Linked DNA regions of Homo sapiens: region 1 is linked to region 2. The links are chromatin contacts, found by Hi-C in ENCODE. All regions are on one chromosome and are shown on one strand. The core of a region is the stretch at or near the end of the contact, and the rest is flanking DNA. Distances in the headings are between cores, read along the strand shown. Region 1 has its middle 19 kb from the start of DYRK2. Region 2 has its middle 10 kb from the start of HELB.

Region 1 (7,261 bases), core at 1,222-3,721, 1.3 Mb before region 2:
TCCAGAACACAGCTGAAGAGCAGAAGGGACTTTTTAAAGACTTGTAGATAAACACAATTGGTGTCACAAAATCCATGCATTGCAATCCATGAATTTTATTAATGAAAGAATCATCCATTCTTTTACTCAAAAACAATCCATAGCATGGTACAGTGGTCAGATGGCCTGAATACAGATTGTGTCTCCCCTACTTACTAATTATATGAACTTGGCAAGTTTCTCAAGCTCTTTGTGTCAGTTCTCTCACCTGTAAAATAGTATTTTCATTGTAGGGTTCATAGAGGATTAAATCAGATTACCTATTTAAAATTCACAGAACAGAACCTAGCACACAGAAAATGCACAAGTATGAGCTATTATTCTTTGATACACCTTCCTATTAAGCTTAGAAATCTGGTTTCTCAGGCCATTGCATGTTAGAGTTAGCAAATTAAGAAAGGTGGGAGGGTGATAGTAAAAGATCCACTGACTATTTTCAGTAAGGAAAGAGACAGAAAAATTGTCAAAAGCAAGCAAAGGATCTAAAAAGCATAGCTGCTTTAAGCCGTAGAGCACTGAAGTAAGATGCTCTAGACCAACAATAATCCTAAAGTGTTAATGCAACAGATGTGATGGATGATCTTTTGCAGTGATTAAGAAATAGTTCAGTTTTGCTCTTTATACTTAACTCTAATTTGTGAAGCAAGAAAGAGTGCAGTAATTTTATAAGTATCTTAATTAAAATACTTAAAACAATTTGGTTGCTTCTAAGGAGCATGTTTTAGTTATATTGAAAGTCTACTTCTTGGCATTTAACCTGCAGACTTAATGTGCCTGAATTAGGTAAGAAACCATTAATAACTTCAACAATACATGCATGTGTGAGCCTTTTAGTATGATAGAATATAAATGATTTTGAAATGTCAAATGATAATATATACAATAGTCTGACACTAGAGTCACAAATCCATCTGAAGATGTTGTACTCATTTAAACTTGTATTTATTACATCTAAGATGTATGCCTAACCCTGCACCAGGCATTGCAAAGAGGCACAAAAGATGTTTAAAATAAACTCCCTCTCCTCAACGAGCCCATCAGCCCATCCGGGCAATGAACACTGAACTCCACAGTGCTTTGTTTCCCTGGCTGCCTCCTGTGTTTATCCAAAGTGATTTGAAGGCTGTCTGAACTCTTGCTCTAGGCAGAATTGAGTGACACTCTGACACTTCCAGTTCATACTGTTTCCAGACTTCCGGAGCTTCTGCCATTACTTTATAGTCTTGCCCTGTTGGCTCCCTGCTCCTGCTGGGGGAACAAAAAGTCATTTTCCTGCCTTAACCATTAGCTGGTAAGGGTTTTAAGATATTACCCCCACTCTAGGAATGTCTATTCTCTCAATTAATTTAGAGGAGAAAAATGAAGACCCTCTCTCCTCCAAATCTATAGGTATAGGTAGAAATAAAGCCACCACAGGGCAAAAGATTCTTAGGAAATTTCCCTGGAAGATAGAACATTTCTCAGATTCCTCTCAAATCACAGTGCTTGAAGCATGGTCCAGAGGCCTGCTTAGGCTATGAGAATGAATCGAGTTTAAGCATTCCTTCAAATCTATCCAATTGTCTGGTATTCTTGCTTTTCAATGAAGATTTCCAGATAGAATGATGGAGAAAATGAGTTACTGGGAAAGACTATGAAATAGCCTTAGTCATAATGAAAATCTCTCCTTCCACTTGTTCATTTCAGTCAGAACCAGTCGTTTTCCATCAGCTTATATGATTTCTGAAACCCAACATCCTTCAGAGGAATATTCCAGGAGAATCTTATAAAATGTCAACCTATTTCAGAAGCAGCAGAGCGTAACTCTACCTTATTCCACATCATATTTAGTTTAATGGTGACTTAACTTTCAGAAGATTTATGCAAAAGTAGTAATAAAAGTTGACAACTTTCATTTGTAAAAATTCTGAAAAGGAAAGGAATTATTTTTATTCTATTATTTTGCTTTTCCTCTGCTAGTATTTGAATAACATGATTTCATACTGCAACAGAAGCTTCAGGTCATAAAAAAATGGTTTCTTCTGTTTCTTCTGTGTAGGGGAAATCATTGTCATAACTATGTAGGGATTTAATGGCTCAGTTTACTCAATAATTAAAACTGTTTGTATGTAAATGGCAAAGTTAGAAGTTGCAAAGTTAGAAATTACAGATCAAAAGCAGCCTGCAGATATGTTTTGTTTGGCTTCCACAGTGTTTTTTGAAAATGTGAACTAAATGCCAACATTTAAAAATCAGGAGATTTCATGTAAATATCCAGATTTCTGGCTTTTCTGGAAATAAGGCAAAATCTGTCTGCACTGTGCTTCCTCCTAGTCCTACTTGGCAACGGAGAACATCCCCCACCTTTTGTAGCTTCAGCCCTCCCCACTTCCCACCAGTGCCTGCCCTGCAGGTCACCGCAGTCCCCACCACTTCCTGTTATTGTGTGTGTGCTAGGCTGGCTTTACCCATTGACATTACCACCTTTCTCCAGCAGGCATTTAGATTTTTAATTTTACTGTAAGCTTTGTATTTCCTGAGATTTTCTCACCGCCATTTCTCTGTTGCTACAAATGTATCCTGACATTTCTTTCTTTTCATTTCTTATGCTCCATTTCTTGGTGCTACTGCTGAGACTAACAGAGGTCAATTGTAATTTGGGCATTCACGCTGAAGCCTTTCAAACTAGTTTGTGCATAAATACATACCTGGCACAAGAAACATTGTTTTCTCTTGTGCTTGAAAATCAAACCGATTTATACTTAGCACCGAAGAGTGCGAAGACCCTAAAACCACTGCCTGTGTAATAGCTCACTGCAGTAAAATCTTTGGTTTTACTCTTTGGTAACCTCTTGCAGCTTTTCTAGACAGAGTTAGCTCTATTTTGGGACTCTTTTTCTACATCAGAAGCACACAACTGATATCTTACTGTTACTAGTTTGCTTTTCCTGAAAGCAGTGTTGAGGTTCTGAACTTCTTGTAGAAGTTCATAAACATGGTTTGCACCAAGAAACAATTCAAATGTCTCATTACTACAGAAACACTCAGCTATAAGTAATATATTCAGAACAGAGATGATGCTTAAAGCAAACTCTTTCTTTGATATACTTTAAATATTTGTACCCTCTAAATTTTATGTTATAATTTGTTCCCCAATGTTGGAGGTGGGGCCTGGAGGCAGGTATTTGGGACATTCAGGATCTTTCATGAACATTTGTCCTTGCATAATAACTTAGTTCTCCCTCTGTTGGTTCCTGGGAGATCTGATTGTTAAAAAAGAGCCTTGCACCTGCCCCTCTCTCTCTCTTGCTTCCCTCCTCTTGCCATGTAATGCCCACTCCCCTTCCCCTTCTGCCACGATTGGAGGCTTCCTGAGGTCCTCACCAGAAGCAGATGCTGGTGCCATGCTTCTTGTACAGTCTGCAGAACTGTCAGCCAAATAAACCTGTTTTCTGTATAAGTTATTCAGTCTCAGGTAGTTATTTATATCAACACAAAGTGAACTAAGACATTATTCAACATCGCTGTTTAGATACCTGATAAATAAGGATATCGAACTTAACGTAGCCAGTATTGAACGTGTGATTTCTTCCTCTCTACCTCTGTTTTTCCCAATATGTGTTTCTTATCTCAGCAAATGGCAAGTCTAGACTTTCCATCACTCAAGCCAAACACTTGGGTGTCATTCTTGATTCTTCTCTCGCTCTTACACATCACATCACATCCATCTGCAAATCCTGTTGATTTTACACTAAAAAATATCCAGGATCCACCTACTTCTCACTACTGCCACAAATATCACCATGCTCAAAGGCACCATTATCTCTCCTCTGGATTACAGAAGTAGCCTCTTAACAGTAGGCATACTGATCTCTTCACAATGTAAGATCATGGCACTTCTCTTCTCAAAACTCCCCGACAGTTTCCCATTAGCCAGAGCAAAAGCCAAAGTCTCTGGAGTAGCTAAAAGCTCCTGTATAATTTATGTGCTCCTTTTTTGCCCCTCTGGTGGTTTGCCTTGTTTCGCCCTGCCTTGCTCACTTCGCTTCAGCCACATTGGCCTTGTTGCTGTTCCTCACACACACCGTGCATGCCCCGCCACACATGCCTTACCTGTTGCTCCTGTTGGTTCCTTTGCCTGGAGTACTCTTCCTCAAGAATGTCCTCCTTGCCTTCAAGTCTTTGCTAAATGTTGCCTTCTTTGTTTTATTTATTTATTTATTTAAGATATGATCTTGAGCTGTGTCCCAGGCTGCAGTGCGGTGGCGTGATCGTAGCTCATGAAGCCTCTAACAACCTCAAGGTGATCCTCCCACCTCAGCCTCTCAAAGTGCTGGGATTACAGCCATCCCAGCCTAAACGTTGCAGTCTTGCTCAGGTCTATTTAAAGGTGCAGTCTATTTAAAGCTGCATTCTCTTTAAAATTGCAGTGCTGCCTCTCAGACCCTAGCTTTATTTTCTTCTTCACACTTACCACCATATGACATTTTATTTGTACTCACTTGTTTTCTGTTGTCTCCCTCCATTAGAATGTATGCTTTTTGAGGTTGGAGACTTTTGTCATTCTCTTTTTTTTTTTTTTAACTGCTGCTTTTCAGTACCCAGAACAATGCCTGGGACATAAGAGTTCCTTGAAAAAATGTTTGATGAATGAATTAAGTAGAAATGCCATAGATGTAAACTTTTCTATTTTCAGAATTGAAATCTATAAAGAAGAATGCATGCTTCCAATCATGAGCATATTTATATGATCTTCAGAAGGATAGAGCCAACACAGAAAGATTTATTTCCTACATTCTCTGAACATGACCCATGATTCCTGATTTATCGAAGTTAAGCCCTGTTGTTGAATTCCAAACATGTGAAACCTCTAAATATGAACAAAGGAAAATTCACTATTTCAAGTTATGCCCTACTAAGGGGTAGAGGATTCACTTTAATATTATGGCGATTGTAAATAAGGCCCTTTGGAGAGGTACATTTAGGCCATTGTGGCTGTTGGGCATGTTTCTGCATCTGAGTTCTGTTAGGTTGGTGCAAAAGTAATTATGGTTTTTGCCCTTTAAGTGATGGAGAAAATTGCAATTACTTTTGCACCAACTACTTGATTAATTCAGTGGCGTCACTGATGGCTACATTTGTTTTAACATCTTACCATGCGTTAAGATGTTACAACTCTTAGGCCCATGTTACTTAAATGTTCCTTCTGAACCTGAAAAAAAGACCAAAAGAAAAAAAACCCACAATATAAAAATCTGTTACTTTAGTAGAAACAATTATAAAATAAAGCAAAATGGATAATATACTGGCCACATTAATGTTTCAATTAGCTATTAATTTCTTAGCACTAATTTAGATGTGGGTATAGTCACTGTTCATTGTATGTGCCATCAAAGTTGTGTTAAAATGCGATGCGATCAACTGTCTAATATTAATTCTGGAGTTGGCATTTACCCATTTCAGAGAATTTTTTTCATTCTGACTTTCCTTCAAAGCGCTTTACAAAGTACTCAATTTACAAAATGCAATGTTGTGTAGTATCATACAGGTAGTATTCTAAGGGCTTTATGTATCATAGCTGACTACAATGCTATGAAAGTGGAGAATTGTTATCTCTATTAATAGAGGAGAAAAACTAAGGCAAAAGGAGGTTTAAAAATTTGCCTAAGACTACAGACTTAGTTTCAGTGCCTGGTTTGGACCCAGCTAGAGTTCATGTTCTTAATAATTACAATAAAAAAAAGAGAATAATACAAAAATAGAACCCAAATAATTGCGGTATTTATAAAGTTTTATTCATAGGTAGTAAGAATGTTCTACAGGAGACAAAGAAAATCTATCTCTTGCAGAGTCAAAAGCACTATTGTGAATTTGACCTTTGAACAGAGAGAACCAATCAAGAACGTACAAATCTGAACCCAAGTAATATAATAAAGTCTTATGAAAATCCCTTTCCTCTTCCCACAATTCTCAACTCTGATAGGAAATCCCAGAAGTGACTAAATACTGTGCAACATCAGAAAAAGGGTATAAGGGCAGAGCAGGATAGTCTGTCCTGAAGATTGTTTTACTGAAGCCAGTACAAAGACTCTAATGACAACACTGGGCACATGGAAAAGTGGAGTATGGGGCTGCTCCTCACACCTGCACTGCAGTGATGACAAAATATGACACCCACAAGAGGGTGGCTGTCCTTTCCAGGCAGGAAAGGCCTAGAGCTCATAAAGAACATAGCTTTGCCTCTTCATAAATTCTAGTCACATGCATCAAACATGCTTTCAGAATACATATGAACTTGCTTCTGCTGCACACTTATGAAGCAACCACCAAGTCTCCCAACCTTAGAAGTTGCAAATGTATTCCTTTTCATTCTCAGTAAGCTTTTAAAATATTTTTTTCCCTTGGTGTCCAATGTAAACATATTGCAATTAACTTTGGGAAAAAAAACAAGATTCTTTAAATATATTGCATTCATATGCTTAAAATGTAGGTTACCAATATAGTTTTAATTTTTTATAGGTATGTCTATGAAAAATTTTTATGTTCTAATTTTCCCAAAAGCACAAAGGAGGGATGCTTTGCTTGTAATAAGGGCTCATTTAATGCTTGTTAAATTGAACACAAACCTTGAGAATCAGGGGACATGGTGCTCTTTCTAGGATGTAAATCTAGTATGCCACACCTCTATTTAAATACTTACATGGTCCCTACTGCTCTAAAGATAAAGGCCAAATTCCTTAACACAGATTTTAGGGTAAGCAGGAGCCACATCCTACCACATGCTACCTCCTTTACCTGGAATGCCTTCTGCACCTTCTCCCCAACACATCATCTCACCTCTCAGTCTTTCCTGACCATCCCCTAGTAAGAACGGGTTGGATGCTGTATTAGTCAGAGTTTTCCAAAGAAACAGAATCAATAGGATATTTATATAGATATAGAGAGATTTATTATGAGAAATTCGCTCATGCAATTATGGAAGCTGAGAAGTCACATGATCTGCCATCTGCAAGCTGGAGACCCAGAAAGCCAGTGGTATAGTTGCAGTCCAAACCCAAAGGCCCAAAAACTGGGGGCTGATGATATAATTCCTGGTCCAAGTCTGAAGGCCTGAGAACCAGAAGTGCTGATAGTGCTGATGTCTGAGGGCAAGAGAAAATGAATGTTCCAGCTCAAGTAGAAAGAGCAAATTTGCCCTTCCTCCTCCCTTTTGTTCTCTTTGAGCCCTCAACTGATTAGATGA
Region 2 (6,488 bases), core at 3,111-5,610:
AATATAGATTCCTAGCAGTAAGTGGTAATATACCAGAAGGAACAAAAGACTCAAGATAAACGCATTCTCGTGTCCAATTGACTGGTATTATATTACTGAATACATTGTTGGGTTTTTTTTTTTTTTTGAGATGGAGTTTCGCTCTTGTCACCCAGGCTGGAGTGCAATGGTACGATCTCAGCTCACTGCAACCTCTGTCTCCCAGGTTGAAGCAATTCTCCTGCCTCAGCCTCCCGAGTAGCTGGGATTGCAGGTGCCCGCCACCACACCCGGCTAATTTTTTTATTTTTTATTTTAGTAGAGATGGGATTTCCCCATGTTGGCCAGGCTGGTCTTGAACTCTTGACCTCAGGTGATCCACCCACCTCGGCCTCCCAGTGGGCTGGAATTACAAGTGTGAGCCACAGCACCCAGCCAATACATTGTTTTTATATTAAAACAAATAAGGATATATTATGTAAAATGAAAAATTGACATGAATAAGGTAAAGAATAAAACTTAAAAGTAAGTCTACCTTTGAGGGGACAGGTTGGTTGGGCAATACTTCAAGATTCCATAGGGCATTCATGCCTTCTTCCTGGAAGTATGTGTGTTTCAGTGGAAATGTTGATATAATTAATTGACACTGTGTTGAGCCTTTGCCTTTAAATGTTACAAAGTAATGACCCCAATCACCTTAATTACAATTCAATTTACTTTACATTATTATGTATGTTTTTACCCATGCTAAAACATTTGTAGGGCTAAATTCATGCCTTTATATTTCTGTTTCAGCATATGAGTTTGTAAGTTGTAGGAGAGTATGTTCGTTAAAAAGTACTACCTTGGCCAGGTGCAGTGGTTCATGCCTGTAATCCCAGCTACTAAGGAGGCTGTGGCAGGAGAATCACTTGGAGGTGGAGGTTGCAGTGAGCTGAGATCGTGCCACTGCACTCCTATCTGGGTGACAGAGTGACACTCCATCTCAAAAAATAAAAATAAAAACAAAAGAACTGCCTCCCAATGAGCACGGTGGCTCACACTAGTAATTCCAGAGTTGTGGGAGGCCGAGGTGGGAGGATTGCTTGAGGCCAGCAGTTTGAGACCAGCCTAAGCAACAAAGAGAGACCCCATCACCACACACACACACACACACACACACACACACACACACACAATAATAAGCTGGGCATGGCGGTGCAAACCTATAGTCCCAGCTACTTTGGAGGCTGAGGCAACAGGATCGTTTGGGGACAGAAGTTCAAGGCTTCAGTGAGCTACGATTGTGCCATTGCACTCCAGCCCGGGTGACATAGTGAGACCCTAACCCAAAAAATAAATGAAAGAAAAGAAAAGAAAAGAAAAGAAAAAGGAAAAAGAAAAAGAAAAAGAATTGCTTTCCTAAATACATTTTCTGGAAGCTCCTTTCCTAACAAACATGCCATGGTTGAGGTGAGCACTAAAACAAAAATGCATCAACTCTGCTACCACAGAGAGATGGAGCTGGGGATCAGTTTCTAGCTGATCATGTTGGTCTTTGTTAGGCATTTTATGAAAACTATTTATCTCATCCTATATGATAAGTATAACTTTTTAAAAAGCAAACATTTGCAAAGTATTACTAAGAAGTAGATGACTACAATTCATTTATTCAGTCAATACATATTTTAGGATAGTTACTGTTCTGGGTACTGGAGAATAACAGTAAACAAAACAGACCAAGTCCTTGTACATCCTAAGAAGGAGCAAGGATCCATCCTAAGAAGGAGCAAGGATCCATCCTAAGAAGGAGCCAGGGAGCAAGTAAAAGTAATATCAAATGATGATGAGAACCAGAAGCAAAGATAAAAGAGAGAAAGGGGATAGAGAGTGCTATGGTTTGAATATTTGTCTCTTGCAAAATTCATGTTGAGGGCCAGGCGGCATGGCTCACGCTTGTAATCCCAGCACTTTGAGAGGCTGAGATGGGCAGATCACTTGAGATCAGGAGTTCCAGATCAGCCTGGCCAACATGGTGAAACCCCATCTCTACTAAAAATACAAAAAGTTAGCCAGGCGTGGTGGCACACACCTATAATCCCAGCTATGGAGAGGCTGAAGCTCGAGAATTGCTTGAACCCAGGAGGCGGAAGTTGCAGTGAGGCAAGATAGCGCCACTGCACTCTAGCGTGGGTGACAGAACAACACTCTATCTCAAGAAAAAAAAAATTCATGTTGAAACTTAATCCCCAATGTGGCAGCACTGAGAGGTGAGGAGGGTCATGAGGTATATTCATTTCATATCATTTAAGAGGTGATTGGGTCATGAGGTATCTTCCCTCGTGAATAGATTAATCCACTCATGGATTAATGGGTCAATGGATTAATGGGTTATCATGGGAGTGGGACTGGTGGACCTTGAGAGCTTGTTTGGAGGTTCTAGCAGGGGAGCGCAGTTGCCCGTATACCCTTGACCGAAGACCAGTCCTCTTCTATCAGGGATGGTAATCCTCTTTCACCGAGCACAGCTTTGGGAGGGACACACATGGAGTGGTGAGGGAGGAAGGGGACAACCGCCTAGCTGGCCAGATCAGCCAAGTCAACTCGGGCTATCAATGGGGTGGCAGATGTCACAGACAGATCACCCTCACATCCAGGACTGGTAGCTTTATGAGAAGAAGAGAGACCTGAACTAACATGTTCAGTCCCCTCACCATGTGATGCCGCCTGTTGCTCCACCAGCAAGAAGGCTTTCACCAGATATGTTCTCTCTACCTCAGACTTTCCAGCCTCCATAACTCTAAGTTATAAACAAATTCCTTTTCTTTATAAATTATCCAGTTTTAAGTATTCTGTTACAAGCAGCAAAAAATGAACTAACACAGAGCATGACTGTAGTGAGGTTTTGCTATTTCAGATAGAATGATGGATTGAAACCAAGGTAGAGATATTAAAAATTGACAATGAGATATTGTGTTGTATGGGCTATGGAATGAATTATTGAATAGAAGGAATGCAAATCAGGGAACATGTGAAAAGTGCTATGCTTATGCAATCTATAATCATCAATAGATGAAGACTGACTTTCTGGAATAGAAATATATTTGAGCATTCCACAGAGTCACTCTTGTTGCAAAAGATAAACTACATTCAGATCAGCAGGTCTGTTTTCCTGATTTATTTTAAATGGCTGGAAATTTCCTCCATTTGTGACAAGATTTCATATACAACATCCACTTCTGGCCAAGAAGGGAGAAAATCATCCTGCATTGGAGAAAAGTGAGATATGAAGAACTAGGTTGGAATAATGATGAGCAAAAAGGGAAAGAATGACTGAAAGGGAGACAGGAAGGAGAATGTGGAAAGATAATGTGATGAAGATATGGACAGCAGATGCAGGGGAGTTTCAAAAGAGTTGGAAAATTCTCCTTTAAAAAACAAAGCCATAATGCAGTAATAACTCGTGTTACACAATGCAGAATTCATTAAAGAATGCAAAATCTCTGAGATTTTATTTTTGATGTAAGAAAACATAGGCTGTGAGTGGTGGCTCATGCTGTAATCCCAGCACTTTGGGAGGCCAAGGCGGGTGGATCACCTGAGGTTAGGAGTCTGAGACCAGCCTGGCCAACATGGTGAAACCCATTCTCTACTAAAAATACAAAAAATTAGCCGGGCGTGGTGGCAGGCACCTATAATCCCAGCTGCTCGGGAGGCTGAGGCAGGAGAATTGTTTGAATCTGGGAGGCTGACGTTGCAGTTAGCGGAGATGGTGCCACTGCACTCCAGCCTACGTGACAGAGCAAGACTCTGTTTTTGTTTTTGTTTTTTTTCTGAAAACAAACAAACAAAAAAACCCCAGAATTTGGAGAGTACAAAGACAATGCTTTCACACTCAGAAAACAGAACAATTTTATATATTTAACTTCCTCCCTTAATTATAAACAACAACAATTATAATGGCTAATACTGAGTGTTTACATTGTGCTTTCCACACATCACAAAGTCCTCTCCTTCAATTAACTCATTTACTCTTCACAAAAGCCTCATGAAATAGTTAACATTAAAGCATCTATCTTACTTATGAGGAAACTTCTGCTGAGAGGTTAGATAACTTGCTTAAAGTTGGGAGTGGCTGAACCATGACTTGAACCTAAGAAGTCAGGCTCCAGTGACCGTGCTCTTTGCTGCTACATGTTCAGGCACAGCTCTGTGTTCTAAATATCTCTGCATGCACCCAGGAACCAACCTGGGGCTGTGAGGAGGCATACACTGCAGCATAGTATCAATCTCCTTGATTTGTTGCCTCTCTTTTGTTTGAGATTTGTAAAACAGATACACACTTCTCTGGGACCTTAGGGTAAAACCACAACAGTTGCAAAGTTACCACAACCTCTTGTCATCTCTAAGTGACAAATAACTTGAATTGCAAGGTTACTTGTTTTTTACACTGCTGCTGGATGAGCCTGTAAGAACTCTGTACACAGGGGTCTAAGATAAATAGCACATTGATATGGCTTGGCGGTGTCCCCACCCAAATCTCATCTTGAATTGCAGCACCTGTAATTCCCACATGTCTTGGGAGGAACCTGGTGGGAGGCAACTGAATCATGGGAGTGGGTCTTTTCTGTGCTGTTCTCGTGATAGTGAATAAGTCTCGTGAGATCTGATGGTTTTAAAAAGGGGAGTTCTCCTACACAAGCTCTCTTGCCTACCACCATGTAAGACATCCTTTGCTCTTCCTTTGTCTTCTGCCATGATTGTGAGGCCTCCCTAGCAATGTGGAACTGTGAGTCCATTAAACCTCTTTCCTTTTAAATTACCTGGTCTCAGGTCTTTAAATCAGTCTTTATTCACGGCGTGAGAACAGACTGATATATGCTACATACAGGATAAATAAATGTTCTTTACCTCTTTCCTGGGTGGCTCTGTTTTGGAGAGATTATTGTTGGCTGACATCTTTCCCATAATATTTGGCCATAAGTTTTTATTTTGAGAGAAACTACTTTTGTCCAACTCTTCAAAAACTCCACCTATGATCTCTTTGCTAAATGATATCATTGTTGAAGTACAGCAGTAAGCACAAGATTTAAGCATTTCTGATTTAAGCACTACTCCCCGAATTGTGTTTTTCCTGGTTTTCTGAAATATCTCTATGAGGGCCAGGCATGCTGGCTTACGCCTGTAATCCCAGCACTTTGGGAGGCAGAGGTGGGTGGATCACTTGAGGTCAAGAGTTCAAGACCAGACTTGCCAACATGGTAAAACCCCATCTCTACTAAAAATGCAAAACATACAAACATCAGGCAGGCATGGATGGTGGCAGGTGCCTGTAATCCCAGCTACTCAGGAAGCTGAGGCAGGAGAATTGCTTAAACCCAGGAGGCGGAGGTTGCGGTGAGCTGAGATCACACCACGGCACTCCACCCCAGGCGATCCCCATGTCACATTCAGGGCCATCCCTGGGGATATTTTGCAGGTGCTCTGTCATGTAAACAGCTTAAGCCATTCCAAATCTATCTGTCGATACCATTTCAGTAGCTCAACTGCACAGAAACCTTAAAATACATACATACATACATACATACATACATACATACATACATACATACATATATGCATACATACTGTATTACCCAACGGGAGTTACTGGCTTGCCAGGTCACCCTCCCAAAACCTGGGCCTGGCCAGAGAATACCAGAGTGACTGTATAGGCAGGCTTCATGGAACTCCTCAGTGTATCTGGTTGACCTCATCCATGGGACAGAGGGTTAGAGAGCACCCCAAATGGAAGAACAAGGATGGGGGCCCACATGGGGTTCCAACCCAAGTTTGCAACACCCCACCCAGATGGCACTGCCAATATCAGCTGGTCCCAAGTACCAGAGGAAGTCTTAGAAGATTTGAGGAAAGCACTTCAAAGAATGGAGTCCCCTGAGGCCAGGTTAAGAACCCTGCTTACTCCAGTGTAAGAGTCATACCAACACCCGACTCTATACCTTTCTCCCCTAACTTATTATGACTTCCTCCTGATTGGCTGCACAACTTCTACATTCTTTCTTTTTGTGTCAATCAACCTCATAGTGTACATGTATTATTAATATATTACTATCTTACACTGCACCTTGTTCCTTCTTATTGATTTTATCAAACATAACCTCCTCTGTTGTAGTCCTCAATTAGATATGGTCTAGACCCAATCCCCTCTCATCTACTCAGGGATATCACTTCAGCAATTCTCCCTTCTTTCTTATATCATTTACTTTTCTCTTTTTTGAATTATTTCCATCAGCACACAAAAATACAGTTGCCTTTGCCATCTCAAAAGATCCTTTCTTTGGGAGGCCGAGACAGGTGGATCACTTGAAGTCAGGAGTTCAAGACCAGCCTGGTCAACATGGAGAAACCCCATCTCTACTAAAAACACAAAAATTAGACCAGGTACAATGACTCACACCTGTAATCCCAGCACTTTGAAAGGCCGAGGCAGGCGGATCACCTGAGGTCAGGAGTTCGAGACCAGCCTGGCC

Evidence for each region. A loop is a pair of places that touch in the nucleus more often than their neighbours do. Pooled maps may share reads with other maps.
Region 1: a map of naive thymus-derived CD4-positive, alpha-beta T cell shows a loop between it and region 2 (7-fold over the local background). The contact joins two enhancer-like sites. A Hi-C loop is called at or near these places in 1 of 168 maps with a recorded cell type or tissue (naive thymus-derived CD4-positive, alpha-beta T cell) and 1 of 50 pooled maps.

Annotation. Positions count from the first base shown.
Region 1 is chr12:67,626,106-67,633,366 of GRCh38, reverse strand. No RefSeq gene overlaps it. Among named protein-coding and RNA genes, the nearest start is that of DYRK2, 19 kb to the left of the region's middle. Within about 2 kb of position 2,471, at least 4 of the 41 ENCODE cell types and tissues checked have a DNase peak (open chromatin) inside an H3K27ac peak, as active enhancers do.
Region 2 is chr12:66,288,808-66,295,295 of GRCh38, reverse strand. It overlaps the pseudogene RN7SKP166. Among named protein-coding and RNA genes, the nearest start is that of HELB, 10 kb to the left of the region's middle. Within about 2 kb of position 4,360, at least 2 of the 41 ENCODE cell types and tissues checked have a DNase peak (open chromatin) inside an H3K27ac peak, as active enhancers do.